Regions from separate parts of the Homo sapiens genome. Here region 1 is linked to region 2. Evidence: chromatin loops called from intact Hi-C (ENCODE). Cell type or tissue: dorsolateral prefrontal cortex. All regions are shown on one strand. Each heading gives the region's core, and the rest is flanking DNA. Links, peaks and the distances in the headings are about the cores only.

Region 1 (5,385 bases), core at 249-5,248, 50 kb after region 2:
TCCGCCTCTTGGGTTCAAATGATTCTTGTGCCTCAGCCTCCCAAGTAGTTGGGATCACAGGCACGCGGCACCATGACCAGCTATTTTTTTGTATTTTTGGTAGAGATGGGATTTCGCCCTGTTGGTCAGACTGGTCTTGAACTCCTGACCTCGTGATCCGCCCACCTTGGCCTCACAAAGTGCTGGGATTACAGGCATGAGCCACCGCACCCAGTCCGTATTTAACTTTTTGAGCAATCTCCTTAGAATTTCTCTGTTCAAAAGGGGCCCATTTGCCATGGTAATGGTATTGTCTCCACAGACATACTGGCAATATAAAGTTTCTAACTCTTCTGTAGGACTTTGGGTGTCCCTGAGGCAGAAATGATGTGTTACTCATCTTTTTATATATCCCCAGTGCCTGGCACATATGAAATACTCAGTGTTTGTTTGAACTGCATCTAAATTAGTATTGAGACTAGGGAGTAGGATCTGGAGAAGGCACAAATGTTGCCAACCAATTGCAGAGAAAGCTGCCAAACATATAATCTATGAGCTGGGAGGCTGGGGTCACACCATTCCCTGCAGTGAGGGCCTCCAAGCCTGTCGGATGTCAGTTGCATCTGCAAAACTAGGAGTTCAGGGGGAAGGTTGGATTTTTCTTTATTAAACTTGTCATTCCCTAAGGTGGGGCTCTGACAGAAGCCCAGTGAGATGTCAAGCTAAGACAGCTGTTGCCAAACCTGGTGGAGGCATTTCAGACAGCTGGGGATACAGCTGCTGCCGCAGACTTCATTTGCAACAGCCTTTTCTTCTTTAAGGAGGTCAAAATGCTTAACAAATACATAGCAATAGTAAAGCAGCTATGGTATGATGCAGACAGAATTGGATCTGAGTCAGATCACGTGGATCAAGTATCAACTCTACTTCTTATTAGCTGTGTGACTTTGAACAAGTTATGCCACCCCTTTGAGCCTCATTTTCCATACTCATAATACTGACTGCTGTGAAGACTGAATGAGGTAATGTATATGTAAATGTTTTATAAACTGTAGAGCACTGCTCAACTATTAGGTATAATTGGAATACATTAAAATTACATTTAGTCTTCATCTCTCACACACACACATATACACACAGAGTATAGAATAGTGTAATGATTAATTACATGTCAGCTTGACTGGGTCATAGGATAGCCAGGTGTTTGGTCAAACATTATTTTGGGCATGTCTGTGAGAGTGTTTTTGGATGAGATTAACATTTGACTTAATCCCAGCTACTCGGGAAACTGAAGCAGGAGGATTGCTTGGGGCCAGGAGTTCAAGGCTAGCCTAGGCAACATAGTGAGATCCTGTCTCTAAAAAAATAATAAAATTATTTGGGCTTGGTGGCATGTGCCTGTAGCCCCAGCTACTCAGGAGGCTAAGGTGGGAGAATCACTTGAGCCCGGGAGTTCAAGGCTGCAGTGAACTATGATCATGCCACTTGCACTCTAGCCTGGGTAACAGAGTGAGATCTGATCTCTAAAAAAAAAAAAAGCAGATTGCCATCCCTAATTTGCTGGGCCTCACCTAATCAATTGAAGACCTGAATAGGACAAAAGGTCTGAAGAAGTGGGAGCTCCTCCTACCTGACTGTTTGAGCTGGAACATAAGTCTTTTCCTGTCTTCAGGCTTGAATTAAAAAACCAGCTCTTCCTGGGTCTTGAGCCTGCTGGCTTTTGGATTGGTATTTACACCATTGACTCTCCTAGTTCTCAGGCCTTCAGACTCAGACAGATACTTAAAGCATTGAGTCTCCTTGTTCTCAGGGTTTTGGACTTGGATTGGGACTATACCATCGGCTCATCTGCATCTCCAGCTTGTGGACTGCAGATTTTGGGGCTCTCAGCCCCCAAAATTCTGGGAGCCGATTACTTATAATTATCTATCTATCTATCCAGCCATCCATCCATCCTATCTATCAACTATCTGATATGGTTTGCTGTGTTCCCACCCAAATTTCATCTTGAATTGTGATCCCCACGTGTCATGGGAGAGACCAAGTAGGAGATAATTTAATCATGTGGGCGATTACCCTCAGGCTGTTCTTGTGGCAGTGAGTGAGTTCTCACAAGATCCGATGGTTTTATAACGGGCTTTTCCCACTTTTGCTTAGCACTTCTCCTTGCTGCTGCCATGTGAAGAAGGACGTGCTTGCTTCCCCTTCCACCATGATTTTAAGTTTCCTGAGGCCTCCCAAGCCCTTTGAAACTGTGAGTCAATTAAACCTATTTCCTTTATAAACTACCCAGTCTTGGTTATGTCCTTATAGCAACGTGAGAACAGCCTAATACACTATCTCCTATTGGTTCTGTTTCTCTGGAGACCCCTGACTAATGCAAATGGTCAAATTGCGTCAAATTTGCTTATTGTCTATTGTATGCCCAGCTCTCCACTGGGAACTGTGATCAATGCATAAGTTAATATAAGTCATATTTTCCTGATATTAAGAAATTTACAGTTGATTTGGGAGATGAGATCAATTTATTCCTCAATCCTTGTGTTTTTATAGAGGGGAAGACATTTCTACTCCACAATCATGTAGAGCATTTTTCGTGTTTCTTCACTCATTCTTCCCAGGGGATGAGAAGGAACTTCTATGATTAGTGAGCTTGGGCAAAAGTGTTGCTGTGATGAGCGTGGTGGCTGAGCACCTGTTGGTTTCTCATTTCCTAAACTGATAATTGAGAATGCATGCGTTCTGTATTCTTTGCCACAAAAGTAAGCCTTTGCATCAGATGGGATTGGAAAAGAATGATGGTTGTCCAGATCTTTCTGTGACTATATTGGTAGCTTAAGTTCTGGAGAAAAGTATTGGGAGGTGCATTGTACTTTGGCATTTAATACCAGTTCTTATTCTTGATCTCATCCTAAGATATGTTTATTTCTTTAAATATTTACCATCCTGATCTCCTTCCATTTTGGGGGAAGCAACAAGGTACAGATCAACCCTACAAAAAAGAAGGGTATCATGTTTTATGAGCTGCTTCATGATTGGCAAATCCACCACTGCCCACAGTGGAGCTGATCTTTCTTATTATTTTGTAGAGGAATATTAGTGTCTTTCATTAGTCACCTCCTGCTTTCACGACTTTGTCTCTTCTCAAGCTTGCCAGAAATAATAAATTGGGTCCATTAGAGAACCACATGCCACCTGATGGCCACTACCAAGATTACCCAAAGACCAGGTGAAAGCATTGAATTTGCTTGTGTGGGCATAAACAAAGTTCTATCCTCTTCTTCTTTTCTTTTTTTTTTTTTAGACAGAGTCTCACTGTAACCTCTGCCTCCCAGGTTCAAGCAATTCTTGTGCCTCAGCCTCCCAAGTTGCTGGGATTACAGGCGCACACCACCACACATGGCTAATTTTTGTGTGCACACACCACACATGGCTACTTTAGTAGAGATGGCCATTTAGTAGAGATGGCCACCATGTTGGCCAGGCTGGTCTCAAACTCCTGACCTCAAGTGATCCACCCACCTTGGCCTCCCAAAGTGCTGGGATTACAGGCATGAGCCACTATGCCTGGCTGGCTCTATCCTCTTGCCCTGTGGTCTGGGGTGGAGTAGAGGGAGTGAAGTGATGGGGAGGGAAGTTTCATTCTTTATTTTTCCAGAATAGCTTCGTTTGGATTATTTTATTCTTCTAATTTTTAGAGTCTTGGCTTTCATTTAAAAATTAATGTTTAAGGGACAGGTAGAAAGTATATCCATCTGGGTAGCAGTGGGGAAGGTAATGGACATTCTAAATAAGGGGGTCTGGATGACATTTTTCTTCTCTAATATTTTCCAACACTTCTGGCTCCCACCATGGCCATTGTTTTATATTTGTTGGTTTGTCCAACATTGTCCAACCTATCCTTCTTTGAATAATAAATCCCACTCCCTGACCACAGGAATGGATACACGATGCTTGTTAGTTAATCTAGCTAACAAGCATCCACCCTTCTGGGCACAGTGATTGACTTGAGGGGTAGGAACATATTCAAGCCAGGCCAATGAGGGATTTAAATTTTTTCAACATTTACAAAATATTATATTATTTATATGAATATTAAACTTCCTTTAAAACTTAAAATTATGGTATGTATAAAATACAAAATGATAGTACATGTGCAGTTTAAAGAGTAACATTAAATGAATACTCACACCACACCATCTAGGTTAAGAAACAGAATATTAGTGATTAGTAGTAACTTGTTTTATGAATTTGATGTCCTTTTTTCAATTATGTCCCTCTTCCTGCTATATGTAAGCTCTAAAATACAAAAAAGTACTATATGTTGTTGAATAAACATTTAAACAACATGCATAAAATAATAAACTCCAAATTCAAGACAGTGGTTACCTCTCTGAAGGAAGGGGAATGGGATTCGGTTGGAGTACACGGTGGTTCAACTGTATTTGTAGGGTTTTCTGTTTGTTTTGTTTTGTTTTGTTTGTTTGTTTTTGAGATGGAGTCTTGCTCTGTCGCCCAGACTGGAGTGCAGTGGTGTGATCATGGCTCACTGCAACATCCGCCTCCCAGGTTCAAGCAATTCTCTGCCTCAGCCTCCTGAGTAGCTGGGATTACAGGCATCCGCCACCACACCTGGCTAATTTTTATATTTTTAGTAGAGATGGGGTTTCATCATCTTGGCCTTGAACTCCTGACCTTGTGATCCACCCAACTCGGCCTCCCAAAGTGCTGGAATTACAGGCATGAGCCACCGTGCCCGGCCTGGCTTGGTTTTTCTTGAGACAGAGTCTCACTCTGTCGCCCAGGCTGGAGTGCAGTGGCATGATCTTGGCTCACTACAACCTCCGCCTCCCAGGTTCAGGCAATTCTTGTGCCTCAACCTCTCAAGTAGCCGGGACCATAGGCACGTGCCACCACACCTGGCTAATTTTTGTATTTGTAGTAGAAATGGGGTTTCACCATGTTGGCCAGGCTGGTCTCAAGCTCCTGACCTCAAGTGATCCTCTCGCCTTGGCCTCCCAAAGTGCTGGGATTCCAGGCATGAGCCACCATGCCCAGCCAGGTTTTATTTTTTTTTAAATGATGTCAGAGAAATGGGGAAAAATGCTTAGATCTAACTAGATATTTATTATATTATTCCCAGAGGGCATAAAGGTAAAATGGCACAATGGATGAACTGCACACATTCAGGGGCCAGACTGGTTTAGATTCAGTTTTGACTTAGTAAACTGCTATAGAAATTGCATAAATTACTCAGTCTCTCTGTGACTCAGTTTTTCTCAACTATAAAATAGGGATCATAATAATACTTATTGACAGTATTGTGAAGATTGCATTACTTAGTTTATGGAAAGTATTGGAATAATGTTTGGTATATAATAAGCATTTGATAAGTATTAATTATTT
Region 2 (5,385 bases), core at 281-5,280:
GGTGACAGAGCAAGACCCCATCTCAAAAATAAATAAATAAAATTAAAAATTTAGTTCCTCAGCCATACTGGTCCCATTTCAAGCACACACTAGCCACAAGTGGCTAGTGATTGTATGTTGGACAGTGCAGACATGGAGCATTTCCATCATCACAAAAAGTTCCACTGGACAGCACTGCTCTAGAGACAGATTTCCCTTTTTTTGTCTAAGGTTACTAGGGTCAGAAAGTCTGATGGAATATTTCCTCTCTCCAAACGGCAAATGAGGCCAATAGACAGATGGGAGACTGTGAGCTACTTATTCTATTCCATACTTTCTAAACTCTCAAATGGAATTGATAGGGCCTAGCTACTCATCTCTGGGATGGGTAAATCTGCAACATGCTACTTAGAAAAGGATGATTAATCTGTTGTCATATCAAGTCCCTTGAACATACAATATAAATAAATATAAATTAAAGTATGCATCTCTCTGCCCTACTCTGATCTGTTATATGAGTATCTATTTCTTGGGATTTAGAAGAACATTATGTTTCATTCTCAGGCTAGTGATTCATTAAGAATACATTTCTCAATGACATTTCCACAGATCATCATTCTCTAGGCAGACTATCTTCCTAGGTCTCTGGGCCCATTTTCCTTCCAGACTAAAATCCTCTGGGAAAAAGATCTAAACATTTCAATTCTAACAGGATGTAAAGCTCTCTAGTTGAAAATTTGTAGCAGATATTCAAATTGGGAAATGATAACTATGGTGTGAAATAAACTATATACAGAAATGTACAAGTGAAAGATTATATTGTCACCTATATACCACAAGTGAGTTATTCTACCAGAAAAAAAAAGATAGCTTACTTTGCTTTGTTGTATGTCAAATGACAACAACGACAACAACAATAAAAGATGAACAATTTACACACAGAACCCAGGGTGACCATTTCTTTTTTGCTTGACATAGTTTGTATTTCCAAACATTCCCCATTCATTTGTGTGAAATAATTGGAAAAAAAGCATGCAATTTTCACAAAATTGGAGAAGGAAGGGGGGTCAGCTTGCTGCTCTAGTGCTCCCTTGTTGGGTGGGTAATTTGGTATCAAGAGGTAGCCGTGGTGACCATAAAACTTACTCGTGTGACTAACGATGCAACTAATGATGCCCACAATTACTTAATTGCAGGCATGCTTAATGGCTTTTGCCATTTTCAGATGGTGCTTATGGCTAATTGTGGCTGCAAGTGGGTAACTACAGGTGCAATCAGATACGTTCCTAATTTTTACATTTGTGCTGACAGCAGAAGAAGAAACCATTCCTTCTAAAATGAGGCGTTATAAAAAGAGAGCTGAAATTAGTTCTTTCAAGTCCACTGATGATAGAACAGCCTCTGACACAAAAACAAACACAAGTCATTTCATGTTGAAGCAGAGGAAAGTTCCAGATGATCAATGGACCTTTTGCCACACTCCAACCCCACCTGTGCATTCTCCCCTTTCCCCTTAGTGTTCTCCCACTTGAATTCCTGCTACTGCCACTACCAAAAGGGGACTTTTACTTTTTCCTTATAACTCTACAGTTCCTGTCCCATCATGGAATATATATATATTTTTTAACGTTACATTGTCTGTATTTGAAAAGATTTTTTTTTTTTTTTTTTTTTTTGAGACAGAGCCTCGGTCTGTCGCCCAGGCTGGAGTGCAGTGGTGCAAACTCAGCTCACTGCAGCCTCTGCCTCCCAGGTTCCAGCGATTCTCCTGCTGGGTAGCTGGGATTACAGGCACATGCCACCATGCCCAGATAATTTTTGTATTTTTAGTAGAGATGAGGTTTTACCGTGTTGGCCAGACTGGTCTCCAACTCCTGACCTCAGGTGATCCGCTTGTCTCAGGCTCCCAAAGTGCTAGGATTACAGGCATGAGCCACCACACCCAGCCTTGTATTTGCAAATACTTTTAATACTTGGCATGATACATATGTGCTCGAGTGACTTCTAATATATATCCTGGGGAAGATAAGTTAGATTTGAAGTTCTCTCATCAGGACTTAACACTCCAAAGATGGCTATGCAGTACTTTGAAATCCTTATCAAAATCTCACCTGAGGGATTTTAATGAGAGATAATTTTTTTTTTTTTTTGAGATGGAGTCTCAGTCTGTCACCCAGGCTAGAGAGCAGTGATGTGATCACTGGTCATTACAACCTCCACTTCCCAGGCTGAAGCAATTCTCCCACCTCAGCCTCCTGAGTAGCTGGACTACAGGCATGCACCATCACACCTAGCTAATTTTTATATTTTGGGGGGTAGAGACAGGATTTTGCTGAATTGTAGTTCCCAAATCCCCCTGTGTCATGGCAGGGACAGAGTGGGAGGTAATTGAATTATGCGGATGGTTTCCCCTGTGCTATTCTCGTGATAGTAAGTCCTCACGAGATCTGATGGTTTCATAAGGGCCTTCCCCCTTATAAAACCCTCATTCTTCTTTCTCCTACCACCATGTAAAGAAGGATGTGTTTGGTTCCTCTTCTGCCATAATTGTAAGTTTCCTGAGGCCTCCCCAGCCATGCAAAACTGTGGGTCAATTAAACCTCTTTATAAATTACCCAGTCTTGGGTATGTCTTTATTAGCAGTATGAGAATGGACTAATACAGATGGTGTCCTGTGAGTAAGCCCTGTACTCTACTAATTGTCAACTCTTCTTGTTTGGGGCCTGAGGGATGAACTTTAGCCATAGCCAAATGGCGGAACTGTGAAGACTTGCAAGTAATGAGGTGGAGAAAATGTTGGTTACCAGAACCGTCTGAGGGAGAGCCCTTTATTTGATTAGAAAAAATACTTTGAAATGACATTTGGGGTGGAAGGTAAAGTCTCAAGGGCCTTCTCCATCAAGAAAAAAATGTTTGCTAAACTGCTTTGCATGAGACAAGGAGAGGAATTGTATTGCTCCTAAGAGACAGTGAAGAAGGGGGAGGGCAGGGAGATGGGGGAAAGAATGCAACCACAACACTGGCAGAAAGGTATCTGCTGCACAATGGAAACTTTTGTGTCAGTGCACAAATTCTCATAAGATATACTAAGCTAATGAATGTCTAGTATGCATGATTATCTGTGAAGATTCGTGAAGAGGTTGAGTTTGCTATCTGGGCTGAAGCTGAACACTATCTCTGAAGTTTGGCTCACAACATCCCTTCTCTCTCTGTCTCTGTCTCTCTCTCTCACACACACACACACACCCATACACGTACAAACACACTACACCCACCCCCACACTGTGATACAGAAAGGGCACTGGGTAAAGGCAGGTAAAAGGAGAATTATTCTATCACACTGTGACATGACAGGCAGGCTGAGGGTACCAGCAGGCTTGCAGAAACGGGCATGGTGCCCAGGGCTTGGGCAGCCACAAGTCAGAGGATGATTAGACAATGGAAATCAACAATTTATAAAGGCTGGAGGACAAGGCCACAGGGATTGTTCAAAGTCCAGGCACACAATCACCATTCAGGGTGTGTGCCTGTGCTGTGGGATTTGAGTGAGGCAGAGGAGCAAATGGCTGAAAATTTCTCTCAGCTCCGTGGTGTGCCTGACCCAGTGCTGGAGATTCCAAAGGGAGTAAGATGCTGCATCCCCCTTGCACTTGGAGAGAGAGCATTAGAATACAGTCATAAAATTAGGGTAGTAGGAAGCTCAGAAGAAGCTGGCAGGTTAGGGAAGGCTTGCACAAGGACATGGTTCTTGCTATGAGCTTTGAAAGGTGAAGAGTATATGGAAAGATTGTGAAGAAAGGTTTTTCTGGGCAGAAGGATTAGCCTATGTGAAGAGGCAGAGGCATGAGAGTACAGGGCAACTGAGGCAGGAGATGAGGGTCTCAAAGATCTGAATGGCTTTGCTTGCCATTTGAGGACTCTAAACTTCATCTAAAGGTACTGGGGAACCATGGAAGAATTTAAAGCTGGTGGAAAGCATGACTAAATTTGCCTCTTATAAAGATCTCCCTGGTTTACGTGCCCATCTTCTGGGTTCTCAAAGTATTGACCTGTCAGTGTTTCAGTTTTTTTTTTTTTTGAGACGGAGTCTCACTCTGTCACCCAGGCTGGAGTGCAGGGGCGTGATCTTGGCTCACTGCAAGCTCCGCCTCCCGGGTTCACGCCATTCTCCTGCCTCAGCCTCCCGAGTAGCTGGAACTACAGGCGCCCGCTACTATGCCGGGCTAATTTTTTGTATTTTTACTTGAGATGGGGTTTCACCGTGTTAATCAGGATGGTCTCGATCTCCTGAACTCGTGATCCTCCCGCCTCGGCCTCCCACAGTGCTGAGATTGCAGGTGTGAGACACCGCGCCCGGCCTCAATTGTTTATTTCTCCACCTCACTACATTGTGAGCACCTTGTGGGGAAAAGCTGTATCTTTCATCTCTGCCCATAGCGTATTGTCCAGGGGACATAGTAGGTATTCAATGGATTTTTTTTTCTTTTGAGACAGAGTCTTGGTCTTGTCACCCAGGCTGGAGTGCAGTGGTGTGATCTCAGCTCACTGCAGCCTCTGCCTCCTGGGTTCAGGTGATTCTCCTGCCTCAGCCTCCTGAGTAGCTGGGATTACAGGCACCCGCCACCACGCCCAGCTAATTTTTGTATTTTTAGTAGACATGCGGTTTTGCCATGTTGGACAAGCTGGTCTCAAACTCCTGACCTCAGGTGACAAGCCTGCCGAGGCCTCCCAAAGTTTTGGGATTACAGGTGTGAGCCATCGCGTCTGACCTCAGTGGATTTTTTTTTTTTTTGGAGACCGAGTCTCGCGCTGTCACCCAGGCTGGAGTGCAATGGTGCGACCTCGGCTCACTACAACCTCTGCCTTCTGGGCTCAAGCAATTCTCCTGCCTCAGCCTCCCAAGTAGCTGGGATTACAGGTGTCTGCCACAACACCTGGCTAATTTTTGTATTTTTAGTAGAGATGGGGTTTCACCATGTTGGCCAGGCTGGTCTTGAACTCCTGACCTCAGGTGATCCACCTGCCTAGGCCTCCCAAAGTGCTGAGATTACAGGCATGAGCCATCGTGCCCGGCCAGTGGATTTTTAAAATGTATCCTATCCAGAAATGAACAGTTGGAGGGTGGTACAATAAGACAGAGAAATGAGTGAGTGAGGAGGTTAATAGAGCAATCAAGATGGAGATAGTGAAAGCCTGAGGAAAATGTAATTGCAATAGGGATTGAGAGAAGGACCCTAATCTAGAGATATTTATAAAGTAGAATTTACTGGACTTGGTGATTGATTCGTTTGTTGAAAAAATTGTTAGAAAAAAGTATCAAGGATGACCCCGAGTTTCTGTCCTTGGTAACAGCTTGGATCCTATGAAAAACAGGAGGAAGAATAAGTTTGTTTTTAGAGGGGAAAG

What was found. Peaks named below come from ENCODE experiments on the same cell type or tissue, not always from the same donor. Only the 100,000 strongest peaks of a DNase experiment are listed, where the experiment ranks them.
Region 1: a loop joins it to region 2, with 2.4 times the contacts of the local background. A loop is called at or near these places in 4 of 110 quality-filtered maps.

What each region holds. Positions count from the first base shown.
Region 1 is chr9:105,164,468-105,169,852 of GRCh38, reverse strand. No RefSeq gene overlaps it. Among named protein-coding and RNA genes, the nearest start is that of SLC44A1, 77 kb to the left of the region's middle. In dorsolateral prefrontal cortex, for the core only: no CTCF peak of the experiment used is centred there; no DNase peak of the experiment used is centred there.
Region 2 is chr9:105,214,657-105,220,041 of GRCh38, reverse strand. The region is part of intron 2 of LOC112268038 (a long non-coding RNA gene); the gene reads left to right. Among named protein-coding and RNA genes, the nearest start is that of SLC44A1, 27 kb to the left of the region's middle. In dorsolateral prefrontal cortex, for the core only: no CTCF peak of the experiment used is centred there; a DNase peak (open chromatin) is centred at 3,371; H3K4me3 peaks cover 513 bases; H3K27ac peaks cover 1,311 bases.